4 separate regions of the Homo sapiens genome follow, and regions 2, 3 and 4 are each linked to region 1. A link is a contact called in ENCODE Hi-C or POLR2A ChIA-PET data. All regions are on one chromosome and are shown on one strand. The core of a region is the stretch at or near the end of the contact, and the rest is flanking DNA. Distances in the headings are between cores, read along the strand shown.

Region 1 (3,925 bases), core at 1,017-3,516:
TTAAACCTCTCCTTTTTTTTTTTTCTTTTTGAGACAGAGTCTCACTCTGTTGCCCAGGCTGGAGTGCAGTGGTGGGATCTCGGCTCACTGAAACCTCCACCTCCCGGGTTCAAGTGATTCTCATGCCTCAGCCTCCACCGGATGCTAGGATCACAGGCACACGCCACAACAACCTGGCTAATTTTTGTATGTTTTGTAGAAATGTGGTTTCACCATGTTGGCCAGCCTGGTGTGGAACTCCTGACTTCAAATGATCCACCCACCTCGGCCTCCCAAAGTGCTGGTATTACAGGCATGAGCCACCACGCCCAGCCAACATTTGAACCTCTCTGTAGTAATCTGACCCCAAGGTGAAAGTACACATATGAGATTTCTCATGTGTATTCTTCCCCCATATTATATAGCACTTATCAAATCGAATTTTAGTTATTGGTCATTGTCTTTCAGTGAGTTACTGCTTTAGGTACGAAGAGTGTCTTATTCATCCGTGCATCCTCTGTCCCCAAAGAGCATTTGGACCTTACTGAGAATTCAGCATGAGTTAACTGGGGTGACCTCACCTGCTGGGGTTGGGGGGCGGGGGGTTTGAATAATGTAGGAGATTGGGTTGGCATTTCTCTAGAACAGCACACAGGGCCCAGCTTTACACAAAAGAGACCCAATCATTCATTAAAGGGTAATTTAGGCCACATTCACCCAACTTGGATGAAAATTTCCAGAAAATGGAAATTCTGGCTTATTGTCCAGGTTGATTAATCGGTTTCAAATTTATTGGTGCTCATTTTGCTTGAATACTTGCCATAGACATGACAACATGTCCCTTTCATAGAAACGACAAATTCCACTTCAATTCCACAGCCCTTCATCAAAAACCCAGAGACAGCCTAAATCCTAAATCGTGCAGACAGTCATTAATACAGCAAAGCATATGCGTAATGAAGTCATTTGCTCCTCTGATCTATGAAATTCGGCTCGGTTACAAGCTTCCCTAGATAACCCGTTCAGGAACAGCAAGGGCTAGACAAACGTCCTGCACTTCAGTGATCAAAAAAAAATTAAATTAAAACCCAAATCATGGCAACCCAGAGGTGAAAAAATAAGTTGGAAGGCCTCATTTCAGAGTATGGACTCAAGCTGGCAAGCCAGGATTCTGATCTGGGCTGCCTCATTTACTACCTCTCTACCAGCGTGGTTTCTTTTATGTCCTCCTTTCCTCATCTAGAAAATGAAGATAAAAATACCACGGAACTCACAGGGTTGTTAAGGAGCGTAAAGAGTTCATACAGTTGAAACTCTTAGAATAGTGCCTGGCACACTATAAAACTACATCATTTTAGAATTAGTACCAAAAAGACGAAAAAAAAATCTGTTAGGCAAGGGATCTTCAGAATGCCCCCTTTTAAGAAATTCAAAGACGCCCCCTACCAAAAAAAAGTAATACATTTTTTAAGAAGCTGTCATAGTAGCTTGAGAATCACAAATGGTATCAAGGGCCGTACGGAAACAAAGAGGAACTTCTACGAAGGGCTTGAGATATTCTTCTCCGGCCTGGTCATTACATTAAAAGCCCTCTCCGTGCAAAGTGACTGCGCCGTCTGTTTGGCCATCGATGGATAGATAAGCGGCGGCAGGATGTGTTAATTTCTTGTTAAGCGCGTGTGCATGTGCACCCGGCAAACAATAGGCTCCAGGAGGCAGAGCTGCGCCGCCCCGGCCCCCACCGGCGCCCCATTTCCGGACTCTTGGCCACACACATCCCCCCTTTGTTTTCCCGGGGCCGGCCGCGCGTGTCGCTGCCGCGGCCACCCCACCAAGCTTTTCCGCCGGCCGCGCCTCGCCAGGAGGCCGCGAGGTCGCAGGGAGGAAGAGCGGGAGGAAGCAGCGGGCGGCGGCGGCGGGGCCTGGCCAGGGGGCGGCGGGCGACCGGGGGACGGGGGACTGGCGGCCCTGGGCCCGCGGAAGCGCCGCCGCCTCCCGCCGCGCTCGGGGAAGGCCTGCGCGCCGCGATAAGGCGCTTCCCCGGCCCATTGTCTGCGCGCCGCGGACGCCCAGTGAAAGTTCTCCGGGCCCGGCGGGGCGCGCAGCCCCACCCGCACCTGGAAGCCGGCGCCCTCCGGGGACGCTGGCCACTGTGACCCCCACCCCCGGCCGCCCACCCTCCAAAAGCGGAAGGGCGGAGGGGTCGCCTCTTGGGTGTCACCGGCCGGCGCACTCCAAAGGACTTTTAAAGGAGCTTTGTTAAACGGATCCTAAGTCCAGCTATTTGCTGGGGAAAATGCCTTTGGCTTCGGGCCAGGGCAGGTCCTCTCAGTTCTGGGAGAGTCAAGGCCACTTGCGTTTATGAGCCTCCTGGTTAATAAGTTACAAAAAGAAAAATGAAATGTGGAAGCAAGAAGTGTCATGTTGTACAAATTAATGTGCTTAATATACATACACGAGGGACACACATAAATATAATTTTGCTATTTACTAGCAGGATTTTTAAAAATGCCAGCTTTAAATTCCAAGCAATTGTGGTTGGAAATGAGACACATGTTGAAAGTTGCGTGATGTGTTTTTTCTTTCTTCATTCCGTTGAGTGTATAGCTGAGACCGTGTAACCTCATTTGGAGGTCACTGACGTTTTCAGTATAAATTTGAGACTCTTTATGTATGGCAGACCAGGACCAAGGGACTCTAATCCTTTACCCCCCACCCATGCCCCAGGCCGGAACCAGGATGAGCTGATATATGTGTATTTTTTTTTCTTCAGGGTAGCAGCATTTCAAGCCCATTCTCTCTATGTTGGCTGCTTCTGTGTGTTTGCCAGCTCTACAAGGATGTTCGTTACTGATCATTTACACAGAATACGGAAATAGCATAGAAAAGAACATCCCATTCATTCATACATCTATTATATATTGGACTAGTCCTATTATGTTTATTTCAAACAACCTGTCTATCATCTACTGCATGTAATACTCTAAATGAGCTTCTCTACTACAGTAAGGGCCTTTTAAAATACAAATGTCTCAATGGAAAAATATTCATCATCTATAGCACACCTGTCTGGCTGCCCAGTTCTAGCCCTGTTTGTTCACCGTCTTTGAGCTATTTGGTAACTCTGTAAATTATAGGTAACTGATAGCAGTGTCCTTTCTAGGATATAGTTAACCGAACACCACCACCTCCCTGGTGGAAAAGTTTCGTCTCCATTTACAATTCATCTCAACATTCTTTTATACATTTATGTATATTCCATATACATTTATGTTCTTTTGACTTTTCCTTTGAACTGGTTATGATATCTGCCTCTTTCCTTCGTATTATAGCAGTAACAGACATTCTTTAATATGTCTTCATATTTGTATCTGTATGAGAGTCATGATTTTATCGTTTTTTGAAAATTATCTTTTAACAGGCTTTCCAGTTATGTGTATCACAAATCAAAGGGAAAACAGGAAGGAAAGGCAGGAAAAAAAAATTAGTGACAATTTTAGTTCACAATCAGATGTAGGAGGTAAATCCATTAATTTGTTCATTACATATATGGAGCACTACCTGAGGGGTTATGACTGTGGTATGCTAATGCAAGGCACTTATTGTCTCTCTGAATTATTTTTATTAACTAATAAAAAATTGGAGGTAGGAAGAGCTCCAGAATTAGTGCCAGATCACTATTCAAGTCCTGATAGTGCCACTTACAGATTGTGGCCCAAGCAAGTTACTTAATCCTCAGAGCCTCAGTTTTCTTAGCTATAAAATGGGACTGCTAATAATTTCCTGCCCAGGATTATTAAAGGAATAAATGAGATAGTCTTTGTGAAACTGCTGCTACTGCATCTCTTGCTTAGGGAATATTGGTTGACTTTATATTGTATTCTGTTCTTTATTTGGAGTAAATACTTGGGAAATAGCAAGATAGTGTAAGATATCCAAACTGAGA
Region 2 (3,925 bases), core at 617-3,116, 1.5 Mb before region 1:
TTTAATGTTATAGATAACTCAGCCCCAGCTCAACCCACCCACCCCTGGAGAAATTTAGTCTCCTCATCTTCCTCACCCTGCTGCCACCATTTCTAAAGGTTTAGTAGAGTCAGGGCGTCATGCAGGCCCTGGGCTTTCCCCAACCGGATGGAAGAAGGAAGTAGACGCCCTCAACCAGCTGGGGAGCTGGGCTGGGCGCCGATCTATATTTCGGGGTTCAGCCCCATGGGTGGCAGCCTCTCTGAATTCCTAACTGTGCTAAGGGTTGGGGTCACCTGCCCAGATACGTTGCATAGCCCAAACCCATGACAAAAGTCTGAGTGGAAATGGAGCCCTCCTTCCCCCACACACGAAAATGTCGCCTTTTGGCAGTGCGGCCCCCAATCCTTCATGTCACCTGAGGGTCACACTGCAGGCGCAGGGCTTCACTGGGTCCTGCCTCCTGGGAGGTGCTCGCAGACCAACTCCAGGGTCGACAGCCGGCAAAGCAAATGCTGGCGGTTAGGTGCTCAAATAACATTCTTCATTCCTCTTTTTCAAAGTTGATTTATAGCAATCGACAGGTTAAAGCCTCATCTGACTTCATTACTTTTAAAAGCTGTCTATTTCACAACTGTCACTTTTCATCACTTAGCTCAAATAAATACTTGAAGAAATGAATTGGAAGAGACTTTCAGATCATGTTTATAATTCTTGGTCGCCGCGTTAACATTCCTAATGACCTGACCCTCTGAGTTTCTGCAGACTTCTAAATTGGGCCGAAAATTCCTCCTTATATACTAGAAAACTTCAAGGAAGGTGAGGTGGCCGGAAATGCGACTCAAGGGAGAAGTGCAGCGGCTGCATGTGGAAGGCAGGGTGTTGTCGCAGCAAAGCATCCCAGCAGCTGCGAGGGCCCAGGCCCGAGACCCAGGGCCACAGAGAGGGGGACAGCTCACGGGTCAGGGGATTCACATGGAACCAGCTGCTGACAGGAGGGCCCCAGCCTAGCAGCCGCGCCGCCCGCCCGCGTTCCTCGGGTCCCGCCGACCAGGCTGCAAAACCACGAGAAAATTCATGCCAGAAGGAAACGCTGTTCATTGGGACTATTACTATTATTCTATCACTGTTTCAAAAATGATTTTAAAGGGCCCCTACGACCGCAGATGAGGAGTGGCAGAGTGAGAGCCATTTTCTCCCAGTCATCTTCGACTCAGAGCTTGTGAGACACCCAGAAAGAGCAGAAGCATGGAAACGAAATCGTACGCACTGAAGTCCGTTCAATAAATTGAAATAGTTTCTCCAATTTTGCTACCATTTGCCCAAGCCTTCTAGTATTACCAGCCGGTGGTAATACTTTCACTTTCTCTCTCTCTCTCCCTCTCTCTTTCAAGCTCTCTCTCTCTCTCTCTCTCTCACACACACACACACACACACACACACACACACAACCAGTTCTAAGAAATAGGAGGAAAAATACAGAAAAAAAAAAGCGAAAGGAGAGGTAAGAAAAAAAAACTACAGAAAATAAAAGGAAAAGGAAGGGAAGAAAAAGGAAATGAGAGAAAAGAAGAAAGCAAAGGAAAACCCAAAAACTATATATCTTTTCTTTTTTAGTTTGGGGGACAACGATAGAACACATATTTTCCTTATTTTTTTCTTTGAAAAAGAACAACAAGAACAACAAAAAACCCTAAGCTGCGTCTCTGAGCTTGTGGTGGATTGGGCGCTTGCTCGGTGTGCCTGGGCCGAGGCTGACTCCAGCGCGCCGCTCGCCGTGCCTGGGGACCTGCAGCCCCAGCCTCCGCCCCGCCCGGGAATTTCGAAGATTTCCCCCGAGCGGCGGCGCGCGGAGTGTGCTCCGGAACTCGCCATCACAGCGCTCCCCGCCGCCGCCAGCCTTCCCCAGTCGTGGCCTCAGGCCTTCGCCCACCCTGCGGACCGCTCCGCCTAGGTGGGTCTGAGCGCTCCCGATTTTCCGCTCAGAGGCTTTAGGAACCCCGAGTTAACATTGCTCGGTGGCCGCTGCCTCGCTGCGTGGACGCGGCGGCGGATGCGCTCGGTGGCGAAAACCCGGGCGCGCTGCCGTACCTTGGAGCGCCACCTCGCTGCAGAAACTGGAATGACGCCGCCAAGCCTCCCAGCCTGCGGCAGCCTAATTGTACGTCACCCGGACTTTTTCCGTAATCGAAACCCTCAGAGAAGCCGCAACGCACAGGTCTTCTGACGGGTTAAAAACCATTATCTGTGACCGACAGATCCCACAGTGGCTGCATTGGGATGAAGGGAAAATAACAGAAGAAGGAGAAAAATATATAGGCACAATTTCACCAAGTCTAAAGTAGTCACTCAAGCTGGGGAGCTGCTTTCCTAGAAAGGAGAAGATAAATGAGACGTGGTCTTTAGGAAGCCACTAGTTCGGGCCCCGTGTATTTCCGGCCATTCAGCTGCGGCCAGTGCAGATGTCTCCCATGAGGTGGTGCCTATAAAGTCATCCCTTCCCAATTATGATTTCCACCAAAATTCATTTATTCTGGTCAGTCCAGCATTAGAGGGGTTCTGCAGTGCCAGTCTCCAGCCTACTGGGACACTGTACCCACAGCTTTTGGCTTTGCTGACTAAATAACCACAAAATATAGCCCCCAACACGTACACCTGTCCGCCGGTGAAAGTAGCAACTGGCAAGAATTGCAAATTACACAGCCTCTCTTTCCAAGGTGCAACTGGGCATTTGACACTATTTTATCCAGTTGATAACTTAACAGGTTTGCCGCAATCTTATATCCACACGACCATAAAATATACAGAAAATTTAACCCACTTATATGGTGAGCCTTTGCTTCAATGTGTCTTCAAAGTGCACCATCCCAGAGATGGGTGTTATAAGTTAAAACAAATGTTACATGCCAAACATGGTTTTAAAAATACAGCATCTCTGTCATGGTCCAGTGAGGATTTGTGTGGTTTCTTTGTTTTGAAGGGAGGTACAGAACCTTTATTTAATGTAGTTTTTATTACAAAGTTCAAATCCTTTTTTTTAAAAGGAGCTCTGTGGATCCTACAAATAATGGGAGCTGAACTGGGGACTATAGGGTGGAGATAGAGTTTATCTGGTGTTGTATAAGCCCCTGTATTTCCCTGCCTGAGCAATCCCAACATAGAGATCGCTTCTTGAAACTCCGCAGTCCCCTGAGTTAGCGGGGTGAGCCCCCAAAGGGCAGGCAGGGGATAGCGTGAGTGCCCCTTCTCCCTGTAACCAGGGCTCCTCCTTGCTGATTAGGAGCTCTCAGATCTTGCTCAGAAATTACACGGCTGCGCCAGGAAAATAGCCAGGTTGGCTTTCTGGCTGGTTTGTCTCTTCTCCATCAGGCTAGGAAAGATTCCTGTGAGACCACACAGGAGAAAGGCCCCAATTTCCTAGCAGGACTTCAGTGAGCATCCCTAGTAACTGCCAGCTAAGGAGGGGTGGCCCGGGCCCTGGGGGTCTTGAGGCCTAGGCATGGGGGTGGGGGTGAGAGTTGGTGCTAACATGGGGAGAAGGCAGCTGATGAGAGATAATGGGAGCTCAGAGGGAATTCCCAAGAGGGTCCTGGGGCCCACTGAGGGCCAGCAGTGAGGAACTAGGACAAAAACCGAGGAGAGGAAGGCATAGGAAATGATAGGTGTGAACCTGCACGCCTACAGTTTGGAAAAGGAGTTCTAAACTGGAAAAGGTTTTGTGTGTCTCTCTCTTTCTGTCTCTCTCTCTCTTCCCCCCCTCCACCCCCTTCTTCTCTCCCTTCATTTCTCTCTTCTCCACCCCTTCCTCTTCTCACATTCAGGTTTTCTGGGGTTTTTTTCGCCCAATAATGCCTGGAGATGAAAAATGATTTTTGTTGCTATTACACTTCCTACCGCAAGATGCAGTGCAAGGCGGCTGAGTTTGTATTACAACTATGTCACAATG
Region 3 (3,925 bases), core at 303-2,802, 1.5 Mb before region 1:
GCTGGGCCCCCTTGGCCGGGCGTCTGTGGCGTGTGCGGGGCGCCGGGCGGCGGGCCGGGCACGGGCGGCGCCTGCGAGGCCTGGCTGCCCTGTGAGCCGGGCACCTCGTCCTGGGGGTCGCGCCACGTGCTGACTACCATTGCCATATCTATGGGGGCTGCGTCCGGACTTCCTGCTCCCCTGGCTGCGGGCGGCGGCGGGGCGGCGGCGGCTCCCCGGGTCTCGGGCTCCGGCGCGCCGCCTTTTGTGTGTGCGAGGGTGCAAGAGGGCGCGGGAGGGCGCCCCGGGTGGCTCGGGGGCTGGTTGGTTGAGGTTGGTTAGTTTTTCCTTTTTTGTTTTTGCTTTTGCAAAGTTTTGTCGATGGCTTGTCTGGCCCGGTGTGTTTGTTTTGTTTGTTTCTCTCGGCTCAGCTTTGTTGGTTTCGGGGGGCTTTCCGCCGGGAGGGGAGGGGAAGGGGACAGGAGAGCGAGTGGGAGCAGAACGTGGAGAAAGAGGGAGGGGAGGGAGAGCTGAAGTCGATTGTCTGGCTTCAAGACAGAAGTAGGAGGCAAAAAAAAAAATCTCTCCAAAGATCTCGCTCGCTCTCACTCTCTCCCTCCCTCTCTCGTTCACTCTCGCTCTTAGAGCTGGTGTGCAGCCGAGGAGTTGGCGGAGGAGGAGGAGGAGGAGGAGGAGGAAGAGGAGGTGGTGGTGAAGGAGGAGGTAGAGGAGGAGGAGAGGCGACTGTCCGGGGGCCAAGTCCAGGGCAGCCCACAGTCAGCCATTCAGGAAAGCCATCGAAATCAGGAGGACTAGGAGATCGGAGGCGCCGGGTGCGGGCGCGCCCAGGGAGCCAGGCAGGCCGGGGCGGAGGCCGGCGGCCCGCGGAGTGGCCGGAGCGCTGCCCGGGTCCGGGGGAATCAGCATGAAAGTGGTCCGCGTCGGGCGCTGCGCGGCGTCGTCCTGGCGCTGGGCCGCCGCCGCCGCCGCCTGCCCCGGGCGTCCGGCGCGCGCCTCGCTCTCTCCGGCCGCCGCCGCCCGCAGTCGCTGGGTGGAGGCCGCTCGCCGTTCCCTGCGGGCCGCCCGGGCCGCCGCTGCCGCCGGAGCCGCCGCCGAAGCCGCCGGGTCGGGCCCGGAGCCGCTGCGTCTAGCGCCGCCGCCGCCGCTGAAGTCGCTGCTGCCGCTGCTGCCGCCGCCGGAGCCGCTGCTGCTGCTGCTGCCGCCGCCGCCTCACACACATAGGGAAAGAGTCAACTCGCCGGCGGCGGGGGAGAAATGATAAAAGAGAGAGAGGAGGGCAGATCACCACCTAGAAGCACATCCTTCGTGCGCAGAGGGGGGAGAAAAAGACGGAGAGAAAGAATGAAAGAGGGGAAAAAAGGCAGTACGGCACCCGGAGAAAGGAGGCAACTCGGGGAGAGGAGGAGGAGAAGAAGAAAACACACACGCGCGCACGCACACACACACCGCGGAGAGAAAAGAACAGAGAATCAAAGTGATCAAATATGCTAAAAAGGGGGGCGCGGGAGGGAATGCGATTTATAGGCGCCGGGGCTGGCAGAAGTGGCTTCTCCGCGATCAGCTCACTGAGCTCTCTATATAGTGAACTTTGACACGACTGCTGCAACTTAGCGCACGTTGCCATGGCGACGGCGCGCCTTATAAGGCAGCAGCCGGGGTTGGCCTGGCCAGGCGCGCGCGCGCCGCCCCCTCGCCGTCATTGGCCGGACTGCGGCGGCCCCGCCATGGCGGCCGCGGGCGCAGCCCGGTCCTAGCGCGAGCGGCGTCGCCGGCGCGGCGCGGGGCACGCGGGGGACCGGGGGTTGGGGGGGCGGGGACGGGGTGGCCGCGCCGCCGCCGCCGCCGCCGCCGAGAGGGGGATGGGCCCGTGCTGGCCCTGCGAGCGCTGCCTCTGCTCTCCCCACATCCCGCACCCGAGGTTTCCGCCCCGGCGGGGAGACTAGCGCAGCGCGCACACACAACGTCTCTTAAAGGCTCCGCGAGAGGCTTTGGATGGAATCGGGGAGTTTGCCTCTCGCAACTTGGCGATGTCACGAATTCCGCCGCTCGCGCACCACCCGGGACTCCTGGCGCATCTTAGTACCCACAATGCCAAAGAAAAGTTCCCTGGTTTCTTTGCAGAGGGATAGGGAGTGAGGGTGGGAAGGTGCCACGAACTGAGCTTGTAGGCATTTTCCAAACGAAAGAGTTGGCCAGATCCGGGTGATGGCAAACCCTTCTCTTAATTAACTCTGATCACTTGTTCGGTTTGGTGACATATATATATGACATATATTCTTTTCAGAGGATAAAGGCCGTTCTGTTTCTGTTTATTCCTTGTAGGGTTAACATTTCACAGGTATGTGGCCTGACATTTTAATTGCCCAAATAAAGCATCTCGGATGCTGAGAAGCAGAAATAGACTTCATCTGATTGTCATGATGCAATTAGAATCAATTTTCCTCAACTTTACCCTCTCTCGCTGGTTTTAGCTAACTCTCCAGCCAACATCCTGCCACACACCCAGTCATGGTGAGAGGGGAAAGACCTCTGCCCACTGATGGACAGGAGGAGGCAGCCGCCCAGCCTCCCCTGTGCACACCCTCTGTACACACATGTAAGCGCACATGTATCAGATGCACATTTGTCAATGTACACAGACAAAGACTTCACCGACTATGCTTCTAGGTCATAGAACAGTTGAGTACGGACTTCATTGTTCCTCAAGTTCCTTTTAAGCATTCATATAGTCATTAAAACGCACCCAGAGATTCTGCCCCAAATGGGAAATAATACTAGTACAGGTCACAAGAACCAAACCCAAGCCATATTCTACCTCAAGAAGTCACTGCAAAAAGAACAACTTCATAGCCTATTGCCATTCTGCTCCATGTGCTAAAATAATTGAGACAGTTGTGTCTTTGAATTCCAGGGTGTCTGGTTTTAAACATCAAACATGTAGAATTGCTCTCAGAACACACTATATTCCAACGCAGTAAACTTGTTGTTTATGACCAGTTAGTGAATTATCATTATTCCACATTTATACAAGAAAATTGTGTCTCCTTTGTACACACTTTGCACCAAGAAAAAACCTCATGCCGGTAAACCAACCAGGTTTGTGAACAATTAAAATATTTTACACAAAAGACGCTGAGCTCCAGGAAAGAAATGAACACATATGAAGAGTAAATTGATGACCACAGAAAACATCCTTGGTAGCTGAAAAAAAAATTGACAGGGTAAAGATATTTTAAAAATAAACCATACATATAATTGACATGCATAGATCACATTTTACATTCAATTCTCTTTACACACATAGGCAGAATATGAGGTAAGGACTAAAGATCTGGGCAGATAGGGGCTGGTTTTTAGGAAAGGAAAAATCTTCTTTAAGCTTCATTCCCGAAACCTCAGCCCTCACTCTTTCTCCGATGAAATCACGTATTTCACTAAAGCTGCAGGTTCTCGGTTTATTTGAAAGTTGTTAAAAAAAAAAAAAAAAGCCCAGCAAACCTATAGTGGACACTGAACTATCATAAACCTGGTGTGTAATAAGATTGCCACAGAATGAAGCCAAGCTGAGAATTTCAGGTTAATTAGAGACACAATATAACTTTCTCCTAAAGAGGATAAGAAGGATGGAAAAGAAATCATTACACAGGAGAAGGTTTTTGGTAGTTGTTGTTGTTTTCCCTTCCAACCTCTATGATTCAGGAATTGCTAATGTTACAAATGTCAGCAGATTCGGGACAAGCTCAGCTGAGATGTGATGAGACTGGGGTTGAGATAGGAAATCTAATGGGCATTCCCATCTCAATAGAGGATGAAAATAATTGATTATAGGGAAATCTTCATCTCACCTCCTGAATGAGACTTCCATAGCAGATTACCTTTTACAAACATGGGAAGGAACAATATCGAGGAGGAAGAGCTTCCCCAG
Region 4 (3,925 bases), core at 942-3,441, 1.3 Mb before region 1:
GCATGAAGAGTATACAATTTTTAGGGCTTTTAAAAAAATATATATATATATATAATAAAAGTGAAACAAAATTGCTACGGTCCCTCCCAAGGCATTGGAAGGAATCTGCATAGGAGTCGAAGCTCAAGCTTCATTAGCTTCATGCTAAATCCATCTGTATTCATGTATCAAGCCCGTCTCTATTTTTTTCTTGTTGCTAATAAAGAAGAATGACCTGGCAACAATGAGGAGTGGCATTTTTTTAACTTTGGGAAGATCAATCTTAAATTACACATTAGTGTATTTAAAGATTATTCTCAACCTAAAAACAGAAAATTAAATATTGTCATTGATGACACAGAGACGACTGAGAAGTACCTTTTAGTTAAATTCTTTTTCCCTTGATAAATTCCAAGGAGGAGTTGCTGGAACCAAGTTTTAGAGCTCTCACCAACTTTTCTTGGTTGGATTTACAGAGGTCAAAGTTTGGAGTGCAACTAGAGAGGTTAGCAGTTCACTTTTCCCAGACCGCCTGGCTTCTCATAGCTTAATCTCTGGGCACAGCTGCTGTGAGCACACAGTCCCTGGGACTCATATCTTGCCCTGCTCCTGGCCTGATGACAAGACTGGGAGGAACTGTGGGCAGGTAAGGCCAAAGGGAACCTCAGACCAATATTTCTCTGGAGGGCAGAGGGACAAACAGAATCCAGAGGTTGGGATCTACCTTGGGGACAATGTCTCAGAGTCCAATGGTTGCAATGAGATGTGTTGTGAGTCAGAGCTAGGGAGGGAAACAGCAGGCACAGGGGATGTTGAAAGGTCAGCCAGGCAACGGAAACCAGGGGTCAGGAAGAATTCTGAGCTATGATATCAGTTGGCATGCATGGTGGGGCAGGTATTCATATCAAAATCAAGCAAGTTTCATTTTTCAGGATCCAAGATCTTCCTGCCTTCCTTTCCTGGTAGGACTCAAGGGATTCTTCCTGGGCTCATAGACACTAGGTGTGAAACCATGCAAAAGGACAGGAAATGGGTGTCACTCTTCTTTATTGAGGAGATTCTGGAATTATTTTTACCGGAGTTGATTAGAGAATAAAATGTGGTAGTCAAGATCAGACCTGTCCTCTCAGGCTCTTTTCCTTCTAAGACAGGAGAATCTTCTGAGAGGTTCCCATAGAAGAGAACCCTCACGCTGCAAGTATCCAGGATACACATTCTGATTCATGCGAGTTCTAAGAAAATCTTTATTTTGGGACATTTGAGGCTTGTCATCAAAGAACTCTAACTTTCTATCTCCCATCTATCTATCTATCTATCTATCTATCTATCTATCTATCTATCTATCTATCATCTATCTGTCTTCTTTCTATATATTTTCTATTTTCTATATATATTTCTATTCTATATATTTCTATTTTTTATATAATATATATGTGAGATATATATCACAGAGAGATGTATTCTTTTTCTCTATATATATATGTGGGAAAGTGTTTTGTAAATGGTGAAGAACTACTGTTGTTATAATCCCATTTCTGTCCAATGTAGATGCTGATTTTTATCTTGCTTGATAATTGTTTTCAGGTGAGATTATATCCGATAAATACTTTTTAAATTCCTTTTTCTTCTGTTTCCTTTCTGTTTGTTTTCTTTTTGCTTTTGTTTCTTTAGTTTTCTGGTGAAAAATGATTCCATTGGAAATTTTATATCAGAACAAGTGTTTTCAGAAAAGGAAGGGATTCTCAGATTTAAAGGAAAAAGTTTCCCTAAAAGTCAGAGCAGCTAGAGCTACTAGGAAACCCCTTTATCTAATCAATCAAGTCTTAACTATAACACACTCAACCGATGCTTGGGTAGAATATAAATTCCAAGTCACATGAGGTCTTATCAGTTATAATACTGAGAAAGAATTAGCCCCTCTGTTTTGGTAAGATGATAGCTGTGGGCTAATTCGTTTTTTCTTGATATATTTGGGGGATTTGAAAACTTAGGAAGTAAACAGGTTATTTTGTTCAGGGAACCTTTTCTGAAAGAGTTACCAGGGTTCATCTGATGCCATTAGCTTTGCCAGTAATTTCCATGATGTCAAGGGCACATGGGAGATTAAAGAGGGATTAAGACCTGCTTGCACAGTCAAAGCATCACAGTAAATTGACTTGACTTGGCAGGCTACACTTCAGGTTGGCACCTTTTCACCACCTAATCATATACAATCCAGGTTTGCAGTGTTAGCTAGGCTACTTTCACAGAGGCCAAGAAATGTTAAGCAGGCAAGGTAGGAGGTGAAAGTTGCTGGGAAGGAGTGGATGGACTTCCAGGAGAATGCTCAAGGCCAGGCTGCCACCATGAGCTGCCGAGGAGGATTAAAACATTAAGGAAAATGCTTGTTGTTGTTGTTGTTCTTTTTTCCTCAGAATCTTTCAAAAATGAATTTCATTTTCTATTTACCCTCCTTCCACCCGCTCCCAAGTTTTCCAGATATACGTTCCTCTTAAAACCTTTTTAATCGCTCAGGTTATTATCAACTCTTCTGCAAAAGGAATCAGGTTTGCCCAGGAACTTCACTGAATAAAGATGAGTTTATATCTTAAAAAGGAAACAGCTGGATGGCAAAAGCCAGGGCGGGAGGCAGCTCTTGTTTCATTAGTGAAGGGAAACTCGAGGGCCCGGAGAGAACAACTGGGCTGGCAGCCACGGCGGGGAGAAGAAAAGGAAACACACGATCATAAAGAACTAATCATGAAAAATGGAAAGTGAGAAAGAGCCAAGAACAACAAGCAATAAATAGATTTGGAAGGGGGAAAAAGATGAGGAGGAATGAAAAGCTATGCTCAGGAAAGAAGCAACAAGAGCATGTGCGTTTCATTTGAAAAAAATTAATGATTCTGAAAATCATTAAAAAGTCTTAAGGAAAATGTTTTAAGATAGCTTTTCAGACCCAGGTTTTATTTCTATGTGTTGTTTCAGAGTCTATTCCAGTGCATGAAAAAAAAAAATCATGTGGAACTAGTGGGAGAAACTTAACATACAATGTGCCTGAGTGATTGGTTTCCCTCTGCTTTTTTTTTTTTTTTAATGATTTCTGCCTGATGGTGGGGAATAGAAGCAATTAGTTTGGCTATGTAGGATCACTGATAAATCTGGGGATTCTAAGATTAACTCATACAATTCTAGTCGTAATTAGAAATATCAAATACATTTTCACCTGTGCAGTAATCACGTAATGTTCATTTATTTGTCATGAGGGGGTGATGATTCAGCACTCACAGGTATATCTTTAAATATTTTCAGACGAAATGAGCATGGATTTAAGGAGGAACTAAGAGGAAAACCGGATCCTAGTCTGTCCTTCATCTTGAAAGAGGACTATTGGTCATGTTCATATATTTTATCATGTTGAATCTGTTCATCGAAACATAGCCAATAGTCCAGGCAAGCCTAGAGAGAAGATATATGTATATATATATATATATATATATATATATATATATATATACACACACTATTTGAAGTTTCACATCAGTTACAGATAATACTTTACAAATTAAATGTTGTTGGTCTTTTATTTGGGGGATGCCTTATTAGCTTTTTAAAAATTAGTTTTTAATAGCAGCATTTGTTTAAGAAGGAAGAAAAAATGCTTGGTGGTACCTTCTGGAAGGTACATTAATCTTGTTAATGACACCACAGTTCATGGTTGGCAAAACAGGACTTTTGAATCAACCTGTATTGTGTGTGTGAATGTGTATGTGCTTGAGAAAGAAGGCCAGGGCACTAAAGATACATGAGAAGTGCATGAAGACAGGATGCAGGATTTCCTATGATTTTATGTTGTTCTTAATTAGGAAGCATATTGGCAGCAAATGCTAACATGTGTTAGGATGTTTAGCTGAAGCCAAATAAATGTTTTCTATTACAACTCTGAATTCCATGCCTGGTCGGAACC

What was found. A loop is a pair of places that touch in the nucleus more often than their neighbours do. ChIA-PET counts read pairs that join two places held with the same protein, here RNA polymerase II (POLR2A). Pooled maps may share reads with other maps.
Region 2: a loop to region 1 is called in a map of heart left ventricle, with 4 times the contacts of the local background. The contact joins two enhancer-like sites. A Hi-C loop is called at or near these places in 5 of 168 maps with a recorded cell type or tissue (aorta, chondrocyte, endothelial cell of umbilical vein and 1 more) and 11 of 50 pooled maps.
Region 3: a loop to region 1 is called in a map of endothelial cell of umbilical vein, with 7 times the contacts of the local background. The contact joins the promoter of NR2F2 here to the enhancer-like site in region 1. A Hi-C loop is called at or near these places in 8 of 168 maps with a recorded cell type or tissue (HepG2, aorta, ascending aorta and 4 more) and 17 of 50 pooled maps. POLR2A ChIA-PET finds 5 or more read pairs at or near these places in 3 of 52 experiments (HepG2, WTC11 and endothelial cell of umbilical vein).
Region 4: a map of endothelial cell of umbilical vein shows a loop between it and region 1 (2.3-fold over the local background). The contact joins two enhancer-like sites. A Hi-C loop is called at or near these places in 1 of 168 maps with a recorded cell type or tissue (endothelial cell of umbilical vein). POLR2A ChIA-PET finds 5 or more read pairs at or near these places in 1 of 52 experiments (WTC11).

Annotation. Positions count from the first base shown.
Region 1 is chr15:94,843,057-94,846,981 of GRCh38, reverse strand. No RefSeq gene overlaps it. Among named protein-coding and RNA genes, the nearest start is that of LINC02852, 260 kb to the right of the region's middle. Within about 2 kb of position 2,266, at least 22 of the 41 ENCODE cell types and tissues checked have a DNase peak (open chromatin) inside an H3K27ac peak, as active enhancers do; they include ascending aorta, endothelial cell of umbilical vein, heart left ventricle and 1 more, where a contact is called at or near this core.
Region 2 is chr15:96,355,197-96,359,121 of GRCh38, reverse strand. All of the region lies in intron 3 of LOC101927263 (a long non-coding RNA gene), which reads right to left. Among named protein-coding and RNA genes, the nearest start is that of SCDAL, 14 kb to the right of the region's middle. RefSeq lists an enhancer at 1-648. Within about 2 kb of position 1,866, at least 28 of the 41 ENCODE cell types and tissues checked have a DNase peak (open chromatin) inside an H3K27ac peak, as active enhancers do; they include endothelial cell of umbilical vein and heart left ventricle, where a contact is called at or near this core.
Region 3 is chr15:96,328,327-96,332,251 of GRCh38, reverse strand. NR2F2 (nuclear receptor subfamily 2 group F member 2) reads right to left here and starts at 1,552. Exons shown (of 3, transcript NM_021005.4): 1 at 1-1,552. The coding sequence starts at 146. RefSeq lists a silencer at 1,660-1,799.
Region 4 is chr15:96,159,222-96,163,146 of GRCh38, reverse strand. The region is part of intron 3 of NR2F2-AS1 (NR2F2 antisense RNA 1); the gene reads left to right. The region is part of intron 1 of LOC112268156 (a long non-coding RNA gene); the gene reads right to left. Among named protein-coding and RNA genes, the nearest start is that of NR2F2-AS1, 170 kb to the left of the region's middle. Within about 2 kb of position 2,191, at least 9 of the 41 ENCODE cell types and tissues checked have a DNase peak (open chromatin) inside an H3K27ac peak, as active enhancers do; they include endothelial cell of umbilical vein, where a contact is called at or near this core.